Linked DNA regions of Homo sapiens: region 2 is linked to region 1. The links are chromatin loops, found by intact Hi-C in ENCODE. Cell type or tissue: PC-3. All regions are shown on one strand.

The links. A loop is a pair of places that touch in the nucleus more often than their neighbours do. Peaks named below come from ENCODE experiments on the same cell type or tissue, not always from the same donor. Only the 100,000 strongest peaks of a DNase experiment are listed, where the experiment ranks them.
Region 2: a loop joins it to region 1, with 5 times the contacts of the local background. A loop is called at or near these places in 2 of 110 quality-filtered maps.

What each region holds. Positions count from the first base shown.
Region 1 is chr10:62,135,095-62,140,094 of GRCh38, reverse strand. No RefSeq gene overlaps it. Among named protein-coding and RNA genes, the nearest start is that of LINC02621, 120 kb to the left of the region's middle. In PC-3, no CTCF peak of the experiment used is centred here; DNase peaks (open chromatin) are centred at 3,024 and 4,224; H3K27ac peaks cover 2,564 bases.
Region 2 is chr10:62,074,224-62,079,223 of GRCh38, reverse strand. All of the region lies in intron 8 of ARID5B (AT-rich interaction domain 5B), which reads right to left. Among named protein-coding and RNA genes, the nearest start is that of ARID5B, 180 kb to the right of the region's middle. In PC-3, a CTCF peak has its summit at 2,251; a DNase peak (open chromatin) is centred at 2,113; H3K4me3 peaks cover 1,211 bases; H3K27ac peaks cover 2,560 bases.

The DNA.
Region 1 (5,000 bases):
ACAGTATGTTCAAAATAATAATGGCAACAGCATAGTGGGTGATTATCCCTTATGGATAAGTGAAATGAACAACAGTGACACTAAAAAGAACAAGAGGGCTGGGCGCAGTGGCTCATGCCTGTAATCTCACCACTTTGGTAGGCCAAAGCGGACGGATCACAAGGTCAGGAGTTCGAGACCAGCCTGGCCAACATAGTGAAACCCTGTCTGTACTAAAAATACAAAAATTAACCAGCTGTGGTTAAAATGGGAATATTCTGTTATAAGGTACTTGAACTGTCTGTGAAGTAATACTATGTTATTTGAAAATTGTCTGGCTTCAGTTGAAAATGTATATTGCAAACTCTAGGGCAATCATTAACAATTATAAAAAATTTTTTTTTGAGACAGAGTCTCGCTGTGTCACCCAGGCTGGAGTACAGTGGTCTGCAGCCTCCGCCTCCTGAGTTCAAGTGATTCTTCTGCCTCAGCCTCCCAAGTAGCTGGGATTACAGGCACCCGCCACCATGCCTGGCTAATTTTTGTATTTTTAGTGTAGGCAGGGCTTCACCATGTTGGCCAGGCTGGTCTCGAACTCCTGACCTCAAATGATCCGCCTACACCGGCCTCCCAAAGTGCTGGGATTACAGTCATGAGCCACCATGCCCAACCTAAAAACATTTTTTGAAGAAATATAATTAATATGCTATGACAGGAGAGAAAATGGAATGATATAAAATGTGCAATTAAAACCAGAGAAGGCAGGGCTGGGTGGGGTAGTTACATCTATAATCACAGCACTTTTGGAGGCTGAGGTGGGAGAGTCACTTGAGCCCAGGAGTTCGAGACCAGCCTGGGCAACATAGAGAGACCTCATCTCTACAAAAAAGAAAAACAAAATTAGCCTGGCATGACTATGCTACTGGTAGTCTCAGCTACTCAAGAGGAGGTGGGAGGATGACTTTAGCCCAAGAGGTAGAGGCTGTAGGAAGCCAAGAGCATACTACTCCACTGCAGCCTGGGTGACAGAGCAAGACCCTGTCACAAGAAACAAAACAAACAACAACAACAACAACAAACAAACAAAAAAAAGAGAAGGCAGAAAAAGAATGGAAGATAAAAATCAATCGATTGATCAGTTAATCAAGGGCAAATATAGTATGTATTAATCCAACTACATCAATAATCACTTTAAATATCATTGGTCCAAATACACAATTAGAGGACTGAGATTCTAAGTGGATAAGAAAATTAACAGCCAACTATATGCTGACAAAAATAATCCTACTTTCAATTTAAAAATACAGATACATTAAAAAGAAAGGAATGGAGAAAGAGCATGCTAACACTAATCAAAATAAATCTAGAATAGCTATTATTAATTTCAGAAAAAATCATGCATAAAAGCAAGAAATATTATCAGCGATAAAGAGGAACATGACATAATGATAAAGGGGTAAGTTATTCAAGAGACATTACAGTCCTTAATATGTCCACACCTGCAATGTATTTCTGATGCTGACTTAACAGGTTAAGGGCTCAGTCCTCCACAAATCTCTTCTCACTTCAGATACTAGCTGCAAGCTCCCAGTTTCCAGGCTACCCACACTTCTGATCAAATGGCTACAGATTTGGGGTTCCCACTATCCTCTTAGGCCTGATCATTCACTAGAATGACTTACAGAACTCAGCCAGGCGTGGTGGCTTACGCCTGTAATCCCAGCACTTTGGGAGGCCAAGGCAGGTGGATCATGAGGTCAGGAGATCAAGAACAGTCTGTCCAAGGTGGTGAAACCCCCTGTCTCCACTAAAAATGCAAAAATTAGCCAGGCATGGTGGCAGGCGCCTGTAATCCCAGCTACTCAGGAGGCTGGGGCAGGAGACTCGCTTGAACCTGCGGGGGCGGAGGTTGCAGCGAGCCGGGATTATGCCACTGCACTCCAGCCTGGGTGAAAGATTAAGACTCCATCTCAAAAACAAACAAACGAAAAGAATGACTTACTGAACTCATGAAAGTGTTTTACTTTTGATTACAATTGTATTATAAAGGATACAAACCAAGAACAACCAAATGAAGATGCATATGGGTGAGGTCAGGAAGCGCCTTATCCTCAGGACACATCACCTACCCAGCATATCAATGGGATGGAAAGTGCTTACTCAAGCTCCGTGTCCAGAGTTTTTATTGGGTTTCACTATATGGGCATGGATGATTGAATCACTGGTCATGTGACTGAACTCAATCTCCAGCCCTCCTTCTCTGCATAGAATATTACTATAAAGTTACAGTAATTATGGCAATGTGATATTGGTACAAGGCTAGATGTGAAGTGATAGAACATAATAGAGAGGTCATAAATAGACCCACTCATATATAGTCATTGGATTTATAGAAAAGGTACCCCTTTATTCAGTGGAGAAGGGTTGGCCTTTTTAATAAATGGTGCTGGAAGACATATTCATATATATTTTAAAGTTTCTTACTCATTATTCATGCCATGTGCAAAAATTGATGCAAAATGGATATAGAGCTAAAGCTAAAATTTTCTAGAAGAAAAATATGTGAATTCATGTTAATGATCTAGGAGTAGGCAAAGAATTTTTAAATAGGACACAAAAAGTATTAATCATAAAATGTTAATAAATTGGAATTGATTAAAATTAAGAACTTATGTTTATCAAAAGACTTCATCAAGAAAGTAAATATATGAATCCAGATTATATAAAGATTTTCTAAAAATATTAAGAAGACCCCCAAATTATACTGAAAAACTAGCAAAAGATTTGAACAGATAATTTACAAAAGAGGATATCCAAATGACTAATAAGCATACGGACAAGTACTCAACATTATTATTCTTCAAGAAAATGTAAACTAAAAACCCACTAAAATGCTTGTGTATATCCATTAGAATGACTAATATTATAAAAACTGGAAACACCATATGTTGTTGAGGATGTGAAACATCTAGAATGTTTAAACATTGATGGGAATGGAGATTATCACTTAATAAAACCATTTGGTAATAACCACTAAAGATAAATGTACATCTACCCGATGAACTAGAAATTCTACTCCTAAACATGTACCTAAAAGAACTAAGTAAATATGTCCACAAATAGTCATATAAAAGAATGTTTGGGCTGGGCACCGTGGCTCACACCTGTAATCCCAGGAATTTGGGAGGCCAAGGCGGGCAGATCACAAGGTCAGGAGATCGAGACCATCCTGACTAACACGGTGAAACCCCGTCTCCACTAAAAATACAAAAAAAAAAAAAAAAATTAGCCAGGCCAGGTGGCTGGCACCTGCAATCCCAGCTACTCAGGAGGCTGAGGCAGAAAAATGGCGTGAACCCGGGAGGTGGAGCTTGCAGTGAGCCAAGATCACAGCACTGCACTCCAGCCTGGGCGACAGAGCGAGACTCCGTCTCAAATAAATAAATAAATAAACAAAAACTTAGCCGGGCATGGTGGCTTGCCTGTAGTCCCAGCTACTCAGGAGGCTGAGGCAGGTGACTCTCTTGAACCCAGGAGGCAGAGGTTGCAGTGAGCCGAGATTGCACCACCGCACTCCAGCCTGGCGACAGAGCAAGATTCCTTCTCAAAAAAAAAAAAAAAAAAAAAAAAGAATATTTAGGCGAGGTATGGTAGCCCACGCCTGTAATCCCAGTGCTTTGAAATGCTGAGGGGGGAGAATCACATGAGGCTAGGAGTTTGCAACCAATGTGGGCAACAAAGAGAGAACCTCTCTCTACAAAAAAGTAATTTAAAAAATTGGCTGGCATGGTGGCTCACATCTGTAGCCCTAACTACTTGAGAGGCTGAGGTGGAAGGATGGCTTGAACCCAGGAGTCTGAGACTACGGAGCCATGATCATACCACTGCACTCCAGCCTGGATGACAGAGCAAGAACCTGTCTCTTTAAAAAAAAAAAAATGTTTGTAGCACTTTATTCATATTCATCATGGCCTAAACCTAGAAATCACCCAACGTCTATCAAGAGGTGAATGGATAAATCTTGTGTGGTCAATTTCCATATTCTAGAATATCGTTCATCAATAAAAAAGAACAAACTATGGATACATGTAACACCATGGATAAATATTAAAGAATTATATTGAAAGAAAGAAGTAGATATAAAATAGTACTACACTTTCATTTCATATTTGAAGTTCAAGAACAGGAAAAACTAATCAGTGACAGTAAGAGTCAGAAGAGTGACTAGCTCTGGGACAGGGGAGATGACTAGGAAATGACTCTGAGGGAAACTTCTAGTGACAAAACATTGTATATATTTTGGGTGTGTTTCAAGTTTGTAGAAACATGTAAAAATTTGTCAGCCTTACACTTAAGATTTGTCTACTATGGCCGGGCGCGGTGGCTCACGCCTGTAATCCCAGCACTTTGGGATACCGAGGTGGGTGGATCACGAGGTCAGGAGATCGAGACCATCCTGGCTAACACGGTGAAACCCCGTCTCTACTAAAAATACAAAAAATTAGCCGGGCGTTGTGGCACGCGCCTGTAGTCCCAGCTACTAGGGAGGCTGAGGCAGGAGGATGGCGTGAACCCAGCAGGTGGAGCTTGCAGTGAGCTGAGATTGTGCCACTGCACTCTAGCCTGGGCGACAGAGCCAGAATCCATCTCAAAAAAAAAAAAGATTTATCTACTATATGATATATAAGTTACACTTTTTTTTTTTAGAGACAGGGTCTCACTATGTTGCTCAGGCTGGAGTGCAGTGGTATGACCATAGCTTCTGCAGCTTCGACCCCCCTGGGCTCAAGCCATCCTCCCACCTCATCCTCCTAAGTAGCTGGGACTATAGGAATGTGCCATCATGCCGAGCTAATTTTAAAAAATTTTTCTTGGAGACAGGGTCTTGCTAAGTTGCCCAGGTTGGTCTTGAACTCCTGGGCTGAAGCAACTCTCTCACAAAGAATTGCCTCCCAAAGTGCTGGGATTATGGGAGTGAGCCACCAGGCTTTGTCAATACCTCAATTTTAACAGAAAAAAAC
Region 2 (5,000 bases), 61 kb after region 1:
GTGGCTGTGCATCTTCATACACAGATGTATCAACACGGAGACATACCAACACGGAGGAGATACTGAAAGATCACTCCTGCCTGGGTTAAGTGAATTCCTAGCTCCTAAGGAGTTACCTGAGAAACTGGAGTGAGCATTCTCCTTTTCTCAGAGGCAACAGGCCTATAAAATACATATGTAGCCATTCCACAAAGGGTCAACCTCCTACATCAGAAGAAGCCCTATGGCTTGGGCACTGGGCAACTACTCTTACAATATGCTACAATAACCATGCCATAGCTCTTCAAAAGGTAGTGATACTAGTTGGATCATGCCCAACTTAATATCGGATGGTAAGAGAAACTTGAGAATCATATCCTCCATGAATTCCAGCCTCTAGGACTTAATCTTACCAAGCCCAAGCTTCCCATGGTCTCCCTAATAAAGCTCCTTTGGGGCTTTCTATGATGTCTCCATGCCACATGTAAGAGCATCTAGACTAATGTTGTTCCTATGCCTTTCAAATGACAACCACATTGAAGAAAGTTGGAATGGACTTAAGGAAGGCTGATGTTATGTCCCAGGGATTAAAATGCATGCTTATTACAGTGAACACAGACCATGCATGGTGCCTAGCCCTCTACAATGCCAGCCAGCAACAACTGCAGCAATGACTCTTCTCAATGAAAAAAGCCCAATGACTTCAGAATTGAGTTGTATGGATCCATTTCAAGGGCAGATGAACATTATTTCAAGAATAATAAACCCAATACTGTTTTGTTTTGAGACAGGGTCTCATGCAATCACGGCTTACTGCAGCCTTAACTTCCTGGACTCAGATGATCTTCCCACCTCAACTCCCTGAATAGATGGGACTACAGGTATGCGTCACTGCACGTGGCTATTTTTTTTATTTTTAGTAGAGATAGGGTATCACCATGTTGCCCAGGGTGGTCTCAAACTCCTGGGTACAAGCAATCCACCCACCTCGGCCTCCCAAAGTGCTGGGATTACAGGGTAAGCCACTATGCCCAGCCAACATGGCAGTGTTTTCAATGTGATGTGTACCCCACAAATGATGGAAGCCAGTGTCAAAATATAAAAATAGGCAAACAACTATTGCATTTAAGCCCCATGCATGTTAGATCCTACTGGTTCCAGAACTTCTGAAATGTTCAACAGTTCTCCCACAACATTTATTATTTTGGTCAAACTTTGTAGTAACTTACACAAAAACAAAATGTTCCAAGAGGTTTTCAGTGGAAGAGTTAAGAATATACTTTAATGGTAAACAATTACATTCTTCTGTCATATGATACTTTTTTTCCCTTTTCTTTTTTGGAAACATGCTTTCTGAATTTTCAATAGTTCCTTTGTGAAGGCATCTGTTACTCACATAACTGAAAAGATGTTTGTGCAGTGGCATGCTTGAGAGTACAGTTATTTAATCTTAATGATAAAACCCTGAGGACAGAAAATCACAAGTAGAAACCTTTTGTTATTTATCAAAAAGAAAAGGGCTAAGACACCTAATCTATTCTCAAATTTAAATTCATGCTTGATGAAAACTATCAATAAAACATGGGACCTGCAAGGTTTCTTAAATACTATAGTTAGGTTCAAAGGATGGGACAGAGGAAGTAGGATAAAAACAAAAATGAGACAATAAAGGAGCTCGACAAAGAAAAACTGCTGTTTGGCAAGCTTTTTTTTTGGGGGGGGTCAAACAAAGAACTCGCTGTAGTTTACAGCATGACATACACACTTGATTAGTTTGTGCCTGAGGGTGTTTTTACACTCAACAGTGTAAACTCTAACTTCTATTAATTACAACTTGCATTTAGAGGCAAATTTAAGAATTTTTAAATAGAGATTTTTTTCAAAGGCTGTTGTTTATTTTTTTAAAATAGAAACCAGTTTTTCTACTCCAGGGTCTGGCTAGAGTTTTGTTTTCCTTTCTAAAAGTTTCTTGAAATATCCAGGCATTGGAAAGTTATCAGAGCATTTTAGGCATGCTGAGTGATACAGACTATGCGGCTCTTGTGTATGAAATTACCTGACTGTCCTTTGGAGAGAAATTCTTTACAGATGACAAGATGAAGCTACTCTGGGTGTAGGGTGTTTGCATTGAACTGACTCAGAGCCCTGTAAGAACAAGCTTGGTGGAGTGTAGATGGAAGAGAAGCTGTACAACCTCAGTCAGCCTAACTCTGGGCAACTTGTTTTCAGTTTCCTGGGCTTCTGGTTGTTGATAGGGCTAGGATGCCCTCTGTGGGTTTAGGGAGATGAGAGTGGCAGGGTGGCCGTGTTGCAGAGGTAAGCCCAATAGGGGCCACAGGTCAGGACTGCCATGAGAAAGACAGTGTTGGGAAAGGAAATGCAAGTCCATTGACTGGGTAACCTTACCATGGATGAGGATGGGCAGAGTCTACCCACCGCACCTTAGGATAATAGTTCATAGACATGAGAGGATAAACTACACTACCTGCCTTTGGGGTATGTGACTTGGAAATTCAGCCTTAGGACTTTCCTGACAGCCCCTACCTTTTTATACACATTTTCCAGAGGGGACTTTGCTCATTTCAGTTGAAATTTCTCTCTTCCTTCTTTGATCCCTGTTGAACTTATTTTTTTTAATTACATAAAACTAGTTTTTATAGATGTAGTTTTTTTTTTTTTTTTTGAGACAGAGTCTCGCTCTGTAGCCCAGACCGGAGTGCGGTGGCGTGATCTCGGCTCACTGCAACCCTCCACTTCCCATATTCAGCCATCCCGTGATTCATCCCGTGATTCTCGTGCCTCAGACATCTGAGTAGTCAGGATTACAGGTGTGTGCCACCAGCCCCAGCTAATTGTTGTATTTTTTAGTAGAGGCAGGGTTTTACCATGTTGGCCAGGCTGGTTTCGAACTCCTGGGTCTCAAGTCATCTGCCCGCCTCGGCCTCCCAAAGTGCTGGGATTATAGGCGTGAGCCACCATGCCCACCACAGACATAGATATAACTCTCTTCCATGTGTGTACGGCCTTTGACTCAGATCTTGTGATGGGTTAGATAAACCAAGGATCATGGCATCTTCCAGTTCTAATGAGTCGTGGTGGCTCCCTGGGGATGCCATACTGAGAAGAATTCTGAGGCTGAACCCGGGCTCACCGGAAGCAGCATCCTGTTCCTTTAGCAATCTCAGCTATGAATGTGGTGGCAAGGGTACCTCCTCATTGTTTGCCAGCCAATTCTCAACTCTTTGCTTTATATGTTCTCATTACCCCTGAGAGTGCTCTCTGCACATGGCAGATGTCCAAAAAACACCGATTGGGTTTTGAGGGCAGCAGTAAATAAAAAAGACAGTTAATCAAATGGCAAATCTATCCTATCCAAGAAAATGCAACAGGCCAGTAGGAGAGGGCTTCTTGCCCATTCCAAATGTAATCTTAGGCTGTGTTGATAGACTGACACTGCCCGCATCCTGAGAAATACTACATGCCACATCTGGAGTAGCTTTGGGTATTCTGAGTGACACAAACTGGAGGCGCCTGCATGAGAGCAAGCCGAGCTGGTGAAGGTCCATTACTGACGCTCTGAGGCTTGGTTGAATGGAACAGGAAGACCTGAAGTGAAAGAGGAGCTTTGACAAGCTCCTGGACGCTGATCAGAGCAAAGGGAGCAGACATGTGGCGAGTCGTCCTCCGAAGGCAAGGCAAGGTCAATGGGAAGCCACAGAGGGTGTTTTGCTCAGCACACGGAAGAGTGTGTAGAGCAGAGTAAGAGCGCCTGGAACCCTGAAGCTTCCTCTAGGCCCTCCCACTGCAGGGCGCTGTATCAGAGGCTGGAGAGCCTAGTGTCAAGCATATTTCAGTCTTTGTGGAACTTGGCATCCTGTAGGCTATATTTTGCCCCTGGGCATGTTTGATTTAGCTTATATAAAATATTTTTTTAAATATTGGAGCCAGTGTTTGTAAGTTAGGTTATTTCACATTAAAAAAATATCTTGAAAACATAGAAGGTCAGGAAGCGCACAGACGGCATCTACCTACAGCAACAGTGTGGGCTGGTCCCTTTGGGCTCTCTGGCCCGGGCTGTGCGTGCCAGTTTCACACTTTCCAGCCGTGGCCCCTGCACTCATCTTTGCTACCTGCCTCCATAAATATCTGAGTTTGTGGCCAAGATGTAGGAGCGGACCTTCTCCACTGACCTGGGTGAAAGACGAGTTTTCTAAATTTCCCATCTGATGCTGACTGATGCTTTTGTAAACAACCATAAAAATGAATTACTAGAAAAATGGAATTCAAAAGGAGGCATACAAAACACAAGCCCCAAGTTTTTATTAGCTTCAACAGACATAATGTTATTCTGGCAAATTTCAGCGTAAGTGTATCAATGCTTATTCGCAATTGCTGTGCTTATTAGCTTGTTATGGGCTAGTAGAAAACAGTTCATGGACAAGTCAGAAAATCTCATTTGAGTAGCACTGGTCTAGGGAGTTGCTAGGGGTCCTCTTAAATATACAATTCTGAGATGTGGCCTGTGACTTTCTGAATTGCGTATCTATTAACTCCAAGGGTGTCCAAATGAGCAAGAATACATGGAATCATGTCCTTGATGTGCACAGAACTGTAACTCACCTTTCCTTCCCCAGCCTTTATCCATGGTATGATTAGGTGGGTTCCTTAGAACCTGATATATTTTTGGTCCTTAACTTAAAGCACATGCTTATCTTATTCAAAACATGAAGCCTCCCACACTCTACCTTATACCTTCAGAGAAAAAAGGCAGAAGCTCCAGCTATCACCCAGTATCTGCCCAAGTACATCTGGCTTGGGTACAGCTCACCTTAAGTCCCTGCAAAGAAAGCTGCCTCAGCCATGCAGGGTGACAATCTTGTCCAAGGAATGCTTATGGTAAAAGCAAAAGGTTGGATTTGAAATTAGGCATTATGTGTGCAAGAAGATGAAGAATAGTTGCTAATTTCCCTCACAAACAAATACATTTGTTTATGATTTTGATTTTCTAAATACTCAAAAAT